Linked DNA regions of Homo sapiens: all the other regions are linked to region 1. Evidence: chromatin contacts called from ENCODE Hi-C or POLR2A ChIA-PET data. All regions are on one chromosome and are shown on one strand. The core of a region is the stretch at or near the end of the contact, and the rest is flanking DNA. Distances in the headings are between cores, read along the strand shown. Region 1 holds the start of MDM4 (MDM4 regulator of p53). Region 2 holds the start of TIMM17A (translocase of inner mitochondrial membrane 17A). Region 3 overlaps IL19 (interleukin 19). Region 4 holds the start of PPP1R12B (protein phosphatase 1 regulatory subunit 12B). Region 5 holds the start of EIF2D (eukaryotic translation initiation factor 2D).

Region 1 (3,229 bases), core at 442-2,941:
ACCTTTTTTTTTTTTTTTTTGTGAGTGAGGTGGTTGCAGATTTCTATGAAAAAGAAGTTAATTCTTCAGCTCCTTAATGGAACCCTGGATCTCCCAGCTATGCAGGAGGTTATGCTAGAAGTAGAACAAAGCGGAATGTACAAATTTAAGGAAGGTTACTGCCCTGTGTTCTTTTGCATGGGTCTGTATCTAGCATTGGGAGCCAGGTTTTGTTGTTGCTTATTGGGAGAGATAAGAATGGTATATACACAAATAACTAAAAAAAAAATACGTGGTAAATGCTAAAAGACAGGTGCAAAGAACACTGAGATGGAGCTTTCTTGGGTTACACAGCCAGTTTTAATGTTTCCTAATATAGAAGAGCTTTCAACAAACCTCTCAGGCAGGCTGTCTTCAAATGACATTACTTCCCCCAAATACCTAATTTCATTTATTTCAGAACAACTCTAAATGTTAGAGGATTTTCTGAGCTTAAAAATACTGCCTTGTAATTTCTATTGGTTTTAGTTCTGCACTTTGGAGAAGAGAATAAGGCTCCGTTATTTCCAATATTATACTATTCAGTTATTTGAAGACAGCTTCCAATTTCTATGCTCAACCCTTTCCCTCTTTTTTTTTTTTTTTTTTTTTGAGATGCAGTTTCGCTCTTGTCGCCCAGGCTGGAGTGCAATGGCGCTATCTCGGCTCACTGCAACCTCCGCCACCCGGGTTCAAACGATTCTCCTGCCTCGGCCTCCTAAGTAGCTGGGATTACAGGTGACCGCCACCATGCCCCGCTAATTTTTTGTATTTTTAGTAGAAACGGGGGTTTCGCCATGTTGGGCAGGATGGTCTCGAACTGCTGACCTCAGGTGATCCGCCCGCCTCGGCCTCCCAAAGTGCGCTGGGATTACAGGGGAGAGCCACTGCGCCCGGCCTCCCTCGTTTATATGCAGGTTAAAAACTCCCTTGAGCCTTCAACTATTTCTTTTTCTTTTTTTTTTTTTTTTTTGAGGAGTTTCGCTCTTGTTGCCCAGGCTGGAATGGCGCTATCTCGGCTCACTGCAACCTCCGCCTCCCAAGTTCAAACGATTCTCCTGAGTAGCTGGGATTACAGGCATGCGCCACCACACCCGACTAATTTTGTATTTTTAGTAGAAACAGGGTTTCACCATATTGGTCAGACTGGTCTCGAACTCCTGACCTCAGGTGATCCGCCTGCCTTAGGCCTCCCAAAGTGCTGGGATTACAGGCGTGAGCCACAGCGGCTGGTGCTTTCAACTATTTATTTGACATGGCTTCAAGCTTCCTTGCCACCCTAGTGCCGCCATCGCTCCGTTTCCCTTCCCTACCACCCTTGGGGAGTAAGGGTGAGGACTGGGGAATGGCAGAGGAAGCGTAGTTTTTCCGAAGAGCTGAAGGCAGCCTGTGATTATGACCTTAGCTCTTCCTCTTCTCTGTTTTCTGATCTCCTAATACACGTCTGTAAATATCACAAGACCCTGCAAGTCCCTCACTTATTATCTCTTCAAATCTGACGACTTTCAACCGTTCGGGCCCCACGACTCTCTCCCCGGACTAGGATCTACTCTATGGTAGTGAGCTCAGCCTTTCTAGCTCTCTAGTCCTCCCATTGCTCCATCTATGGTTTCCGGAGGCCTCACCGGAAGCCCTCGTGTGAGGCCGTGTGGGAGGCCGGAAGTTGCGGCTTCATTACTCGCCATTTCAAAATGCTGCCGAGGCCCTAGGATCTGTGACTGCCACCCCTCCCCCCACCCGGGCTCGGCGGGGGAGCGACTCATGGAGCTGCCGTAAGGTGTGGCTCTTGGCCTTCGTCGGCGGGGTGCCGGGAGCGGGAGCTGGAGAGTGAGGAGCAGGCGGCCGTACCGCCAGTTGTGCGGGTAGCGGGCGGGAGGAGCTTGAGAGGTGGGTCGGGCGGCGTGGGGAAGGCCGCGCCAGGCGGAAGAAGGGCTCGGGGGGAGGGGAAGAGTTGTGGGATGAGGGCTCGCGGAAGATAAAAGTGGAGGTGGGGTGACGTGAAGTAACTTTGGCCAACAGGTGACAAACCTAAAGTCGACGTAGTTGGATTGAGTTTAACTGGACACAACATTTGAGGACTGTTGAGGCAATTTGGAGAAAGGAGGTGGGAGAGAGGGAACCGGGTAGAATGACATTGACGTGTCTTAAGTTTTTAAGTTAGTTTTTAGGTCTGCGGACAGTCTACCTTAGAGGCACTTGAGTGCTTGTTTGAAAATGCTTGTTTTGGCTTGGCGCGGTGGCTCACGCCTGTAATCCCAGCACTTCAGGAGGCCGAGGTGGGTGGATCTACCTGAGGACAGGAGTTCGAGACCAACCTGGCCAACCTGGTGAAACCCCGTCTCTAGTAAAAATACAAAAATATTAGATGTGTGTGGTGGCGCATGCCTGTAATCCTAGCTACTCGGGAGGCTGAGGCAGGAGAATCACTTGAATCCGTGGGCGGGGGTTGCAGTGAGTCGAGATCGCGCCACTGCACTCCAGCTTGGGCTACAGAGGGAGATTCCGTCTCAAAAAAAAAAAAAGAAAAAATGTTCGTTTTGGGGCCACACTGAAACCTACAGACAGTATCGAGATGGGGCTCAGAGAAATATATTTTAATGAGCACACCTCCCAGTGATTTTTGTATACCTTAAAGCTTGAAAACCACAGGTTTTTTTGGTTGTGTTTTTGTTTTGTTTTTGTTTTTTTTGAGTGGAGTTTCGCTCTTTTTGCCCAGGCTGGCGTGCAGTGGCGCGATCTTGGCTCACTGCAACTTCTGCCTCACGGGTTCAAGTGATTCTTCTGCCTCAGCCTCCCGGGTCGCTGGGATTACAGGTGTGCGCCACCACGCCTGGCTAATTTTGTGTTTTATTAGAGATGAGGTTTCACCAGGTTGGCCAGGCTGTTCTCGAACTCCAGACCTCAGGTGATCCGCCCACCTCGGCCTCCGAAAGTGTTGGGATTACAGGCGTGAGCCACCGTGCCCGGCCGAAAACCACAGTTTAAAAGCAACACCCGGAGAAAATGCTGCAGCTCTGTGCTGTTGGCACGTGGAACTAGTATCTGTCAAAGATACTTGGAACCTCTTGGTGTTAAGTATTACTGTATCTCAGTTTAGATTTAGTCTTCTCTCTCCTCATACATTTTTTTTTTAATAGATGGGATTTCGGCCAGGCCCAGTGGCTCACACCTTTAATCCCAGCACTTTGGGAGGCCAAGGGGGCAGGTTTGC
Region 2 (3,229 bases), core at 505-3,004, 2.6 Mb before region 1:
AATCTTTAGTTCCATGGAGGGTTCGATTCATCTGCTTACTTTATTTCCAAGCTTTTGGAGAGACCCTCACTCCTCTTTGCAGTCTTCCTTTATTTATTTATTTATTTGAGGTGGAGTCTCGCTCTGTCACCCAGGCACAATCTTAGCTCACTGCAACTTCCACCTCCCACGTTCAAGCCATTCTCCTGCCTCAGCCTCCTGACTAGCTGGGATTACAGGCAACACGCCAGGCTAAATTTTGTATTTTTAGTAGAGACGGGGTTTCACCATGTTGGTCAGGCTGGTCTCGAACTCCTGACCTCGTGATCCGCCCGCCTCGGCCTCCCAAAGTGCTGGGATTACAGGCGTGTGCCACTGCGCCCGGCCTCTTCCATTATTTATGACATTGACTTTTCCGTAAAATAAATATATACATATTTTTAAAGTTAATTACAAACGTACAGAATGGAGAGGAGCACTTTAACAGCCATCACATGATTGGGATTTTGTTGACAGTAAACTAAAAGCTCCATGGGTCCCAACCTTTTTTTTTTTTTTTTTTTGACAGTGTCTCACTCTGTCACTAGAGTGCAGTGGCATGATCACAGCTCCCTGCGGGGTAGATCTCCTGGGCTCAAGCTATCTTCCCGCCTCAGTCTCCCGAACAGTCAGGGCTACAGGCACGTGTCACCACGCCCGGCCTGGTCCCCATAAGTCCCCTCTTCTCCGAGCCAAACATCTTCACACCTTCTGGTGATCATTAGTGGAGAGGCCTGTGAGAGGCTCTGGTGTCAATGTCCCTGAAATCGAGGGCTCCAAATTGGTCATGGCTCTCCAGATGGCCCAAACAGTTCCAGTTCACAAACATTTATTGAGCATCTACTACATTCCAGGCACTGTGGTTATTATAAATCACTGAGACACTGTTTGCCCTAAAGGAGCTACGTGTATTTGGTAACAGCTTCACAGTAAGTGACGAATAAGATAGCATTAATCCACATTTGACAGCAAAAGTACCAAAAAAGAAAGAAAGAAAAAGAAGAGAGAGAAAGGAAAGAAAAGAAAAGAAGAGAAAGAAAGAGGCCGGGTGCGGCGGCTCACGCCTGTAATTCTAGCACTCTGGGAGGCCGAGGTGGGCGGATCACGAGGTCAGGAGTTCGAGTCCAGCCTGATCAACATGGCGAAACCCCGTCTCTACTAAAAAAACATAAAAATTAGCCGGACCTGGTGGCGCCCGCCTGTAGTCCCAGCTACTCAGGAGGCTAAGGCAGGAGAATCGCTTGAACTCGGGAGGCGGAGGTTGCAGTGAGCCGAGATCTCGCCGCTGCACTCCAGCCTGGGCGACAGAGCCAGACTCTGTCTCAAAAAAAAAAAGAAGAAGAAAAGAAAAAGAAAGAAAGAAAAAGGATGGAAGGAGAGAAGAAAAGGAAAGGGGGAAGGGAAGGGGGAAGGGAAGGCGGAAGGGAAGGGAAAGAAAGAAGCGTATTTAGGCAGTATCGCGTTGATTTCAGTCCACGGAACCTCTGGTGACCGGGTAGTGTGACTCCGTCATTGGTAGCCCCCCGCCCACACAGCCGGGACTCGCGGCCTTTGAGGACGTGGGCAGGGCCAGTCTCGCCACGCCGCGGCCAATGCCCCGACCACACGCTGGCCACAGGAGTCCTGGCTCCCATTGGCTGCAGCGGGAAATGGTGAACCAATGCTCATAGACCTTAACGCCCTCCTCTCGGGATCACTTCCGCCTCTGGGGTCAGGCTCCGCCCAGCTTGCCCGGCATCACTCGCGGCATTGGAGTCAAGATGGAGGAGTACGCGCGAGAGCCTTGGTGAGCTTCACCGCTGTCTTTGCATTTCTCTTGCCCCCCTGCCCACTGCCCTCCTTCTCCCTTGTCCAGGCTCCCAAGGTGCAAGCCAGACTCAACCGCAGCCTCGTCGACTTGGGCCTGGTAACTGGGCAATGCGGTCTTTCGCGGCCAGTCGGCTTCTTAGCCCTGTACTTAGTACCTCCCCGGCCGCGTGAGCCTCCCTCTCCCAACCCAGCACCCGTGTGACCTTGTGATGGATGGTAAGGAGGTCCAGACTTGAGTTTGATAGAACCTCGGAACCTCCTCCCAACGCAGGGCGTAATCGACTTTATGCGGGGCCAGTTATAATCCCCCCTGTTCGTCGAGGTGACCTTGGGCGCGTCCCTCCGTCTCGCCTTGCTCAGTTCCTGCGTTGAGGAACTGAAGAATAGGCATTTGAGGGAGTGTCATTCTTGAGGTTTTACTTGTATCATGATATGTGTCCACAGAGTGAAGCATTTTAAATGAATGGAACATAGATTTTAGCCAAGGGGTCTGGATAAGCTTCTTTATTGCGTGGGGCCTTGTTTTCCTTCTTGGAATTCTTTCTTGAGGGTAGAGGGGGACAAAAATTACCTGGGAAATAGGAAGAGGTAATAGCATGTGTTCTCTGAAAAGCCATGGACAGAAATTCATTGTTACATCCAGCGTTTATTGAGTATGAATAAACCAGACACATAGATAATTATAAAACGATGTAATTGCTGTCAGAAGTCTCAGGTTGCCAGAGTTTAAAGTTTCTAGGGTCATAGGTAAAAAATCAAATCTTGATATTTCGGTTAATCATTTGTTTTATTGTGTAAGAGCAACAACCAAGATGTCCTCAATTTGTGAAAGTGCCCAGGACCTTAAATTACTACTCTGGTATCCTAGCCTTGTTGCATGTTTTATGTTCCCCTCTCCCATAAATGGCATACAAAATATAAGTTTTAGGGTCTCCTGGCTCTTCAAACTTATCTTCTTCAAAGCAGTTATCCTCCATTCTGGATTGTGCTCAGATATGTAGGACTCAGCACACTGTAAATAGCTGTTTGATGTACTATAATGACACAGGTTAGCAGAGAGTTAAAATATTTAACTATGTTGAGTTAAAGATCTTAGAAAAATAAGGCCGGGTGTGGTGGCTCACGCCTGTAATCCCAGCACTTTGGAAGGCCGAGGCGGATCACGAGGTCAGGAGTTCAAGACCAGCCTGGCCAGTATGGTGAAACCCCGTCTCTACTAAAAATACAAATATTAGCCGGGCGTGGTGGCACGCGCCTGTAGTCCCAGCTACTTGGGAGGCTGAGGCAGGAGAATCACTTGAACCCAGGAGACGGAGGTTGCAGTGAGCCAAGATTGCGCCATTGCACTCCAGCCTGGGTGACAGAGTGAGACTCCATCTCAAAAAAAAAAAAAAAAACAACT
Region 3 (3,229 bases), core at 299-2,798, 2.3 Mb after region 1:
GTCACAGTGTTATAAAGCATAGTTTGGCCTGCCTTCCCACTGCAGTACCCCTACAGGAGCAACACCTTCCAGAAACCTTATAAAAGAGAGGAGAGGGGCCAGGCGCGGTGGCTCACGCCTGTAATCCCAGCACTTTGGGAGGCCGAGATGGGCGGATCACTAGGTCAGTAGTTCAAGACCAGCCTGGCCAACATGGTGAAACCCTGTCTCTACTAAAAATACAAAAATTAGCTGGGCGTGGTGAGGCTGAGGCAGGAGAATCACTTGAATCTGGGAGGCTGAGGCTGCAGTGAGCAGAGATCGCGCCACTGTGCTCCAGCCTGGGCGACAGAGCAAGACTCTGTCTCAAAAAAAAAAAAAAAAAAAAAAAAGAAAAAAAAAGAAAAAAAAGAGAGAGAGGAGGAAGTTGAGCACTTTGCTCAGAAGGACATCATCCTGCCCATTCTGGTCCTTACCTCTAAAACGTGCCACTGACTCTCAATCCTCCCCATACTCCGTGTGTTTTGTGCATTTTGGATGCACAGCTGCATCACACATGAAGATGCAGTTGCTTCCTCCCACCCTGGATTCATGCTACTTCCACTATGACTGTCATTTACATGTGCCCCTCTTAGCTCATAGACTAAGGGAGAAGGGAAAGGGAGTGGGTGCGAGCAACTGCGTCCAGCCTTGCCCCCGGTTCCCTAAGTCAGCTGTTGGCGAACTATGTGGATCCAGGACTCTTTTACATCTTCAAAGTTATAGAGGACCCCCAAAGAGCTTTCACTTATGTGGGTTATATATACATATATATGTATATAGTTATATATACATATATATGTATATAGTTATATATACATATATATGTATATAGTTATATATACATATATATGTATATAGTTATATATACATATATATGTATATGTTATATATACATATATATGTATATGTTATATATACATATATATGTATATAGTTATATATACATATATATGTATATAGTTATATATACATATATGTGTAAACATTTATCATATTAGAAAGTAAAACTGATAAATTTTTAAAAATACCTCCTATGACATCTTTTTAAAGTCATAAACAATAATAAACCCTTACATGTTAACATGGCATTTTTAAATGAGATGTAACTATTTTCCAAACCAAAACACATTTAGTGAGAAGAGTGGCAGTGTTCTGCATTTTTTTCCAAGCATTTTTAACTCTCTGGCTTGATAGAAGCAGGATCCTCACAACTGCTCTTACATGCGGTCTGTTGTAATATGCCGTTTTAGTTGGAGCATAAGAATTTTCCCCTGGAAAAGGGAAGACCTCTCAGGGTTTCTCAGACCACCCTTAGAGAATGAATGCTGTAAGTGTTTCACAGAAATCTCTGGGTGAGGACAAGTAGGAGGAGAATGATCAAAGTGTGGCCTCAGAGGCAGGTGCAGAGGATGTACCCAAAGGGCACCTGGCTTGGGTAGACAAGGGAGAAGCCTACTGCTGTATTCTTTATTCAGAGTTTCCAAATAGCCAGGGTGGTCTTTCAGTTTAGCAGCTCCTGTGAGCCTCTCACATGTCACGGAAGCTACAGTGCCTCACAAGCGGTGTTTGTGGTTTCAAGTCAAAACCCATGGGAGTTCTGGGGTTGATTTGCCAGTGACCTGTCATTACTGTAAACCCCTTCTCCAAGGGGCCCCAGGCCTAGGACTAGGTTCTAGAGGCTGGGTGTGGTCAAGGGGCACAGAGCTGTTGGACAGGCTCTACTGCAGGCTTATTTTGGGCTCTGCTTTCTTCTTCTGCCTTTTATTCTCCTCTCTCCCTCCTCTTTAATTCTAAGGGGCATTAAAAACCCTGCTTAGTCTTTGGTAACTCTTGTGCTTTCTCAGTTTTTAGAACAACATTGAAAATAAAAACAGACATTTCCTAGCCCCACTGGCCAGAATTTGTCCAATTAAATCAATATCATTGGCTTGCCATTCTCGTCTCATCCCATGCAGATTTGCCTGGCACACACAGTAGGTGAGCTCTAAGTGCTCTGGTGAACTTAGAAATCATTTTATAAGGAGGGCACCCTTTTAGGAACTGGGTCAGACATTGTGTGGTCATATTAAAGCTCAATCCCTGGTTGCCCACCTGATTGTGGGAGACCATCTATAGAAGGAGGGGAAAAAGAAACTCCTTTTCCCAGGGTGCTGGACTAAGAACTCCAGAGGCCCTAAGTTGTCTCGACCTTCAGATGTAGTTCAAAATAGTTTAAGGAGGCCCAACAAGGTTCTGATACTCTTTTGATGATTTTAAAAGTATTCTTTTTAAGATTAAAATACTTAAAATACAAGGAATACTTTCTAAACAGTATTATTCTTTCAAGTAATTAAGGAGAATCTGTTTGTACCTTGGCTTTTGGGTGATCTGAGACTGTTCCCAGCAAGAACCTTGAATTCAGGTGCCTCAAGCAGTGGGTTGGATATAAATTGGTATCAGGTAGTCAACTGGTTTCACGAAAGCGGCTAAGGGTTGTGCACTTGAGCCTCTCTTATGTGGCAGACCTTATATACCTCTGACAGCAAAGGCTGGAAGTGCCTTCCCCACTTTGCTCAACCCCCAGCCCTACCCTGGGTCCAAGTGTTCTGTTATTGGAAACCCCAAGATGTGCTCTGTCTTTGGGCTTGTCTTTGCAGCAGAGCATGGTGGTTAAGTGTGCGGGCCCTGGAGTCGGACTGGGTTTGCAACCCAGCTCTGCCCTTTCCCATCTGTGTGACCTTGGGCAAGTTTCTGAGCCTCCCTGTGCGGCAGTATCTATATACAATTGGAGATGATAATTGGTGCTGTCGTAGTGTTGCAAGGGCGGAATGAGTGACTGTACACAATGCTTGGATGAATACTTGACATACAGCAAGTAGCCAGCCCACCTGAAGTGTAGTGGTTGATGTTTTTCCTTGGGAATACTCAGCTGCTAAAAGCTAAGTATGTCTCTTCGTGGATCTGAAGACTTGGAACAGACCAATTTCAACTCCAATATTCTGAGGATGTTACAGGGAGACAGAGAAGTCAGTCTCATAGTAGAAAGACTGACTGGCTCAGGCATTTAGGAGGCCTAGTTTCCAGCCCTGGACCTTCTACTATGAGATCCCAAACAAGTTCCTTTTCATCCCTTGGCCTTGCTTTCCGCATCAATAATCCAAGGGCTTGCCAGAGTTGTTTTTCTAAGAAGATTTCCAAAGCTAATGCCCTTAAATTTTGTGATTCCCCT
Region 4 (3,229 bases), core at 310-2,809, 2.2 Mb before region 1:
TGTAATACCAACACTTTGGGAGACTGAGGTGGGTGGAACACTTGAGCCCAGGAGCTCAAGACTAGCCTGAGCAACATGGCAAAACCCTGTCTCTACAAAAAATACAAAAGTTAGCCAGGCATAGTGACACAGGCCTGTAGTCCCAGCTACTTGGGGGGCTGAGGTGGGAGGATCGCTTCAGCCTGGGAGGTTGAGGCTACAGTGATCCACGACCATGCCACTGCCCTCCAGCCTGGGTGACAGAGCGAGACCCTGTCTCAAACAAAACAAAACAAAACAAAACAATCGGACAGATACATGTTTTATAACCCAGTCTTGGTGAATATAAAAATGTTCTATTTGCTACCTTAGGAATTTAGTATGATTTAGTATGCTTGATAGTATCTTTCTCTAGCTTTGAAAAAAAAAATCATGGGACAGGTACAGTGGCTCAGGGCTGTAATACCAACACTTTGGGAGGCTGAGGCAGGAGGATCGCTTGTGTCTAAGAGTTCCAGACCAGCCTGGGCAACATGGTGAGACCTTGTCTCTACAAAAAAATAAAAAAATAGTGGGTGTGGTGGTGGGCACCTGTAGTCCTAGCTACTGGGGAGACTGAGGTGGGAGGATCGCTTGAGCCCAGGAGGTTGAGTCTGCAGTGAGCCGTGATTGCGCCATTGCACTCAGCCTGGGTGACAGAGTGAGACTCTGTCTCAAAAGAAAAGAAATAAAAATCATGGAAGACATCTATTCTGTCTTGTAAAAATTTAAGGTATATGAAAAGAGTAGAGGAGGAGGAGGAGGGAGAAGGAAGAGAAATTATTTATTGGGATCCAATATGTGCCAAAGATAGTATTAGGCATCCTTGCATGTATTATTTCATTTGATCCACATGACTACCCTGTGAGATGTTATTCCCATTTTACACATAAGAAAACTGGCTAAGAGAAGTCAAGTAATTTGTCTGCGGCTGTGAATTCAATTTAAATTCACAGCTTAAACTCTTTTCACTACATCTGAATGCATCATTTTCAAGATCTTTTCTGGGCCTGGAGTAAGTTGACAGTATTTATGTAAAACATGTAATACTGTATCTGTATGTATGCTCCTCTTCCCCACGCTCATTCACATTTACCGTGATTAATACACATGTTAATAAAACCCTAGACTTAGAACTAGGATATAGAATCCAGTCGTTTAGGTACTTAATGTTTAGTTCTCTCCTCCAGAAAACAGGAATAATTACCGCCTTTTTTCCACTCCAAAGAATTGATGTGATAATTAGGGAGATAAGATTAGTTACTAGTCATAACAAGAATAAACTACAACTCCCAAAATGCCCAGAGGAAGAGGCTGACGCCAGTCCAGGAGACAGTTCCAGCTTTAGGGCAAAGGTGACCCCACTGGGTCCCGTGGCGAAAGAGAGAGCCGCCGGTCCTCGCCTTTTTTCTGATGCATCCAGGGATTTGTAGTTCCCTTACGGCCACCAAGTGCACTTAGGGCAGGCCTCTTACTACGAGTCCCGTGATGACCCGAGGCCGGGCAGCGCCTGCGTATTGAAGCCGAGGGAGCGTGCGGGCGGTACTACTGGCGGGAGGAGTAAAGATGGCGGCGCGAGGGTCTCCGCCCTCTGCTCCGGGCTGAAGCGCTCTGAGAGAGGCGGCAGCGGCAACTCGAGCCCCAACAGTAATTTAGTGTTGGTAGTTTTGGCAGCAGCTGCCGAGGCCGGAGCAATGGCGGAACTGGAGCACCTAGGAGGGAAGCGGGCAGAGTCGGCGCGAATGCGGCGGGCAGAGCAGCTTCGGCGCTGGCGGGGCTCGCTGACAGAGCAGGAGCCTGCGGAGCGACGAGGCGCGGGGCGGCAGCCGCTGACCAGGCGCGGGAGCCCCAGGGTCCGCTTCGAGGACGGTGCTGTCTTTCTGGCCGCCTGCTCTAGCGGGGACACCGACGAGGTGAGAAAGCTTCTGGCAAGAGGTGCTGATATCAACACGGTCAACGTGGACGGCTTGACAGCCCTGCACCAGGTAACTCCTTTCTTGGTCTTAGAGGCGTCCAGTCTCCTACAGATGAGCCTTTGACCCTGCGAGCCACCCCATGGGGAGTATCAGTGTTGCCGCCGACTCCTTCTGCATGGACACTGCCCTTTTGGGCTAATCGGTTTCATTCTTGGCCAGCTTCCTCCACTAATCAAGTCTTTTTCTGACCCCAGGGTCTTAGGAATAGCGTCACCCCGCTGCTTGGTCAGTGTTTGTATTTCCCTCCACCTACTTGTGTTGTCATGGTTACTGGTGATTTTTGTCCCTGGTCTTATCCCTGTAGATTAGTTATCTTCACTTATGTCTGGTTGGCGTGCCTGCACACCGCGTCACTCATAGGCACAGTGTCATTTGTTTGATGCCCTTTCAGAAAATTCAGTTGTTGTGTGTCCCCGTTATAGAATATCTTATATCACTTAAAGAGTAAAGCCCTTTACTGGGTAAAGACAAGCAGGTCTGAAACCACACCTCTTGTTTTGTTGATTTGTAGTACTTCAAAACAGTTTGTGTTGCCTCTAGGCTACAGCTCCTAGAACACGCTGGACCTCGTTGTTTTAGGTATCTTAACTTCCTTCTCAGCAGTGCTACCTCCCTGAGAGCTTCCTATGGAGAACTAAGTTACTGAATTACCTCTGTTTGATACTTATGGAATAGCTTTTCTATTTTTCTATTTTTTTTTCTAAAGTGCTCTATAGAAATCCCATGCCCCATGTATAGCTATACTATATGGATTGTGGATAATCTGTGCTTGGTAACGACACCTTTACTTCTGTCACCTAATGCAGCAATATTCTCTGTCTACTGACTGCCATGACTAACTACCCCTCTCTCCTCAAATGGAACTTCATCAGTTATTTTGGTGAGCTGAGAGCCGGACACCCACTCTTAATCTTTTGTATTTTTCTTCTTCTGCCGTCTGTGCAAAGTGAATGTATTGGCATGAGAATCTACTTCTAAATAATAACTCAACTTTATATCAGACCACTTCCCTAAATATATTTAGCCAATAGCTTAAAAAGTTACTTCTCACTATGTTTGCAACCCTTCTATTTCAGGTAGAAGAAACTCTTTCACCCTATTTTGTACCCATTTTTTTTTCCTGCTGATAATATTTCCCCACCTGAGGTAGTAACCAATATTTGTAGAGTGCTTTGCTGTTTGATTTCATATGTCTTACCCCATGTGAGTTTCAGCAGTGATCCTTTGAAGTAGGT
Region 5 (3,229 bases), core at 358-2,857, 2.1 Mb after region 1:
CTCTGCTCTATTCCTAGTCAACCCACTGTAAACTTCTCAGCCACTGTTCCTTCATCTCAGAACTTCCCTTTGCAACCACCCTTACTTACTATGTCAGCCCTTTTTTTAATCCCTCCTATAGTGGTTTTGCATAAGAGAAAACCTTTTGCATCCTAGAATTGAAAGACCCAATTCTAGGAACACCAGGTCCATAAAGATCCTTGGGGATGGTATTGGGAGATTTCGTGCTTGCTTATTTTATGGGAGACAATGGAAGAAACAGAGAGAAGCAGATGTTAGGCAAGAACTACCTAATGGTAATGGCCATCTTCGTCCTGTTGTCATACCTGTTGGATACAGATTTTTCTCCAGTTCAAAGAGGATGGGGTTACCACCACTCACGTACACAGTCACTGCATCCCCTTTGTGAGCATACAACTTCACAATGTTGAGCTCCTCCTTTCCAGGTACTAACTCAGAGACTTGATCAGTTCCAAGGGTGGGGAAAGCAGTTGTCACATCAGCTCGAAGCTTTCTCCTGTGGAAAGCACACCAGCACTGTGAATGCTGCCTGGACAGACTTTTAATAAATATCAAGAACGAACTCAAAAGTGCTCACTATAAAATCACAAGGGCCAAAGAAAGATTGCCTGGTTTATGATGTCCTAGTCTCACACACACTCTTCTGAAACATCCTAAACTCTTTTTCATCCATTGTCATCTATTTTCACTCATTCCTGGGGTATGCCTTCCCATTTTATGGGTGGGAAAACAGGCCCAGTGAACAATCCAAGTTAGCCTGACACAGGAAACAGCCCTGCCTTCCTGACTTCATGCCTAGCCCTTGGGCCCACTCCTTTCTCATACATGCTTCGCAAATATGCCAGTTTATGATTAAATAACTATGCCATGAGACCTATAGACAACTATAAAGCACTGGTTACAAAATTCCAAACACAATCTCCATTTGTGACCCTGTCTGAACAGATACAGTTCTTCTTACCACATGTGCCTTATTCCCTCCCACCTCAGTTTCCAGCTGTCTCTCCTGCCAGAATTAATCACTAGTCATTTTTTTCTCTTATACTTTTAATTCTTGGTATCCCATCCGATCTCTCCCAAGGGGCATTAAGCTCTTTGGAGGGCAAGAATTCTGTATTCCTTCACTTCTGCATTCTCCACAACACCTTAAATAGTCTGCAGTCAGTAAACTCTGACTTAACTACGTTTTCTTTTAAACTCACTAGACTATCCAAAAGAGAGCCAGGTCCCCCTCCATCCTCACCTCAAAATGTGTCTAACCCACCCTTGCCTCCTGGGGTCCCTTCCCTGGCATACCCCTCGGCCTCCACCCGAGGATGTCGGCCAAGAATAGCGAGGGCTATGGGCCAGCGGGGCCCAAGAGGTGTCTGGTTGTTCCGTGGCAGAGCAGGCCCCTTTCCTCCCTCACCTGTCCGACCCCTTGATGGCCGTGTTGGACTTGACCCGAAAGGCCTTGGCAAACATGTCTGCTGGGGTGGCCTGGGGAAGAGAGCACAGAAGCCAGGGAATGTCAAGAAAGCGAGGGCGCAGCAGCTGCCAGGCCCTCAGCCGTGGGGGCAGCCATGCTGGGGCCCGGCCGCGAAAAGGGCCCGGCTGGAAACCAGGGCCGCGCAGCTTCGTGGCCGTTGCCGCTGGGGAGGCCGCGGCCGCCCCCAGTGGCGGTACCTGGAACTAAAGCAGGGCAGGGAGGGGCAGGGCCCAGGGAACGCCCCTCCCCCCCACCTTCCCATCCCCTCGCGGGCCTGGCTCTGCGCCTGCGCGAGCGGCTCGGGTTCCCCGTCCGTAGCGACTCGGCCACGCCAATAGCTGTTCTGTTTATTTCCTTCCACCCCATCAACCTTAGGAACTGCTTTGAGTAGAAGCTCTCTGCAAGCTCCCATTCCATTCGGTTCGGTTCAATTCCGCAAAAATAATTGAACTGATAAACAGTTCAGGCTTCGGCCGGGCGCGGTGGCCCAAGCCTGTTATCCCAGACTTTGGGAGGCCGAGGCGGGCGGACCGCTTAAGCCCAGAAGTTCGAGACCAGCCTGGGCAACATGGCGAAACCCCATCTCCATAAAAAATACAAAATAAAAAAAAAAAAAAAAAAAAAAAAAAAGAAAGAAAGAAAGAAAGAAAAAGAATTGGGAGGCCGAGGTGGGCGGATCACCTGAGGTCGGGAGTTCGAGACCAGCCTGATCAACATGGAGAAACCCTGTCTGTACTAAAAATACAAAATTAGCCGGGCATGGTGGAGCATGCCTGTAATCCCAGCTACTCGGGAGGCTGAGGCAGGAGAATTGCTTGAACCCGGGAGGCAGAGGTTGTGGTGAGCCGAGATTGCACAATTGCACTCCAGCCTGGGCAACAAGAGTGAAAGTCCGTCTCAAAAAAAAAAAAAAAAGAAAAGAAAAAAGAAAAATTCAGCCGGGTGTGGTGGCGCATGCCTGGGGAGGCTAAGGCGGTAGGATCGCTTGAGCCCAGGAGGCAGAGGTTGCCGTGAGCCGAGATTGTGCCACTGCACCCCACCTTGGACAACAGAGTAAGACTCCGTATCAAAAAAATCAAACAAACAAACAAAAAAACCTCGAGGGCTTTTTGAATATTTTTCTTTATTTTATTTTATTTTGTTTACTTGGAGACAGGGTCTCGCTGTGTCACCCAGGCTGGAGTGCAGTGGCGCAATCTCAGCTCAATGCAGCCTCCACCTCCCGGGCTCAAGCGATCCATCCGCTTCAGCCTCCCGAGTAGCTGGGACTACAGGCGGGCACCACCACACCAGGCTAATTTTTGTATTTTTTGTAGAGACAGGATCTCACCTTGTTGCCCAGGCTGGTCTCAAACTCCTGAGGTCAAGAGATCTGTCCGCCTCGGCCTCCCAAAGTGGTGGGATTACAGGACAGGTGTGAACCACCAAGTCGGGCCTAAATGTTTTTCTTAAAGGCATTCTATGATTAAGGTCTATTCATTGTACTATAAGCTAGAAGCCTCAGCTAGAATTTTCTGTAAGATTTTTCTCATCCCGGATTTTTAGTTTACTTGGGTGGTAATAACAGTAATAGAGAATTCACTGTTGTCCCAGATTTGTCCCAAAGTCACACAGGCAGGGAAGAGAAATTAGGTTTTCCTCAAAGGGACAGCTGTGTTCCCTGGAGACAAGGATTTAAACACCCGGAATCCTGGCTCTTCGTAAATTAAGTCTTGCATATTAAAATTACATTAAGCAATT

What was found. A loop is a pair of places that touch in the nucleus more often than their neighbours do. ChIA-PET counts read pairs that join two places held with the same protein, here RNA polymerase II (POLR2A). Pooled maps may share reads with other maps.
Region 2: a pooled map shows a loop between it and region 1 (6-fold over the local background). The contact joins the promoter of TIMM17A here to the promoter of MDM4 in region 1. A Hi-C loop is called at or near these places in 4 of 50 pooled maps.
Region 3: a loop to region 1 is called in a pooled map, with 3 times the contacts of the local background. The contact joins the enhancer-like site here to the promoter of MDM4 in region 1. A Hi-C loop is called at or near these places in 2 of 37 single-sample maps with no recorded cell type and 2 of 50 pooled maps. POLR2A ChIA-PET finds 5 or more read pairs at or near these places in 1 of 52 experiments (activated CD4-positive, alpha-beta T cell).
Region 4: a map of CD4-positive, alpha-beta memory T cell shows a loop between it and region 1 (8-fold over the local background). The contact joins the promoter of PPP1R12B here to the promoter of MDM4 in region 1. A Hi-C loop is called at or near these places in 2 of 168 maps with a recorded cell type or tissue (CD4-positive, alpha-beta memory T cell and natural killer cell), 2 of 37 single-sample maps with no recorded cell type and 10 of 50 pooled maps. POLR2A ChIA-PET finds 5 or more read pairs at or near these places in 1 of 52 experiments (activated B cell).
Region 5: a pooled map shows a loop between it and region 1 (5-fold over the local background). The contact joins the promoter of EIF2D here to the promoter of MDM4 in region 1. A Hi-C loop is called at or near these places in 1 of 50 pooled maps. POLR2A ChIA-PET finds 5 or more read pairs at or near these places in 2 of 52 experiments (GM12878 and naive thymus-derived CD8-positive, alpha-beta T cell).

What each region holds. Positions count from the first base shown.
Region 1 is chr1:204,514,715-204,517,943 of GRCh38, forward strand. It overlaps MDM4 (MDM4 regulator of p53), which reads left to right and starts at 1,692. Exons shown (of 11, transcript NM_002393.5): 1 at 1,692-1,795. RefSeq lists enhancers at 174-1,085, 946-2,145, 1,086-1,996, 1,435-1,564, 1,575-1,654 and 1 more.
Region 2 is chr1:201,953,749-201,956,977 of GRCh38, forward strand. TIMM17A (translocase of inner mitochondrial membrane 17A) reads left to right here and starts at 1,755. Exons shown (of 6, transcript NM_006335.3): 1 at 1,755-1,804. The coding sequence starts at 1,779. RefSeq lists an enhancer at 1,744-2,033.
Region 3 is chr1:206,781,068-206,784,296 of GRCh38, forward strand. All of the region lies in intron 1 of IL19 (interleukin 19), which reads left to right. Among named protein-coding and RNA genes, the nearest start is that of IL10, 10 kb to the left of the region's middle. Within about 2 kb of position 1,549, at least 3 of the 41 ENCODE cell types and tissues checked have a DNase peak (open chromatin) inside an H3K27ac peak, as active enhancers do.
Region 4 is chr1:202,347,140-202,350,368 of GRCh38, forward strand. It overlaps PPP1R12B (protein phosphatase 1 regulatory subunit 12B), which reads left to right and starts at 1,560. Exons shown (of 24, transcript NM_002481.4): 1 at 1,560-2,003. The coding sequence starts at 1,713. RefSeq lists enhancers at 1,307-1,847, 1,519-1,828.
Region 5 is chr1:206,610,858-206,614,086 of GRCh38, forward strand. It overlaps EIF2D (eukaryotic translation initiation factor 2D), which reads right to left and starts at 1,608. Exons shown (of 15, transcript NM_006893.3): 1 at 1,430-1,608; 2 at 327-517. The coding sequence starts at 1,485. RefSeq lists an enhancer at 1,301-1,370 and a silencer at 1,661-1,870.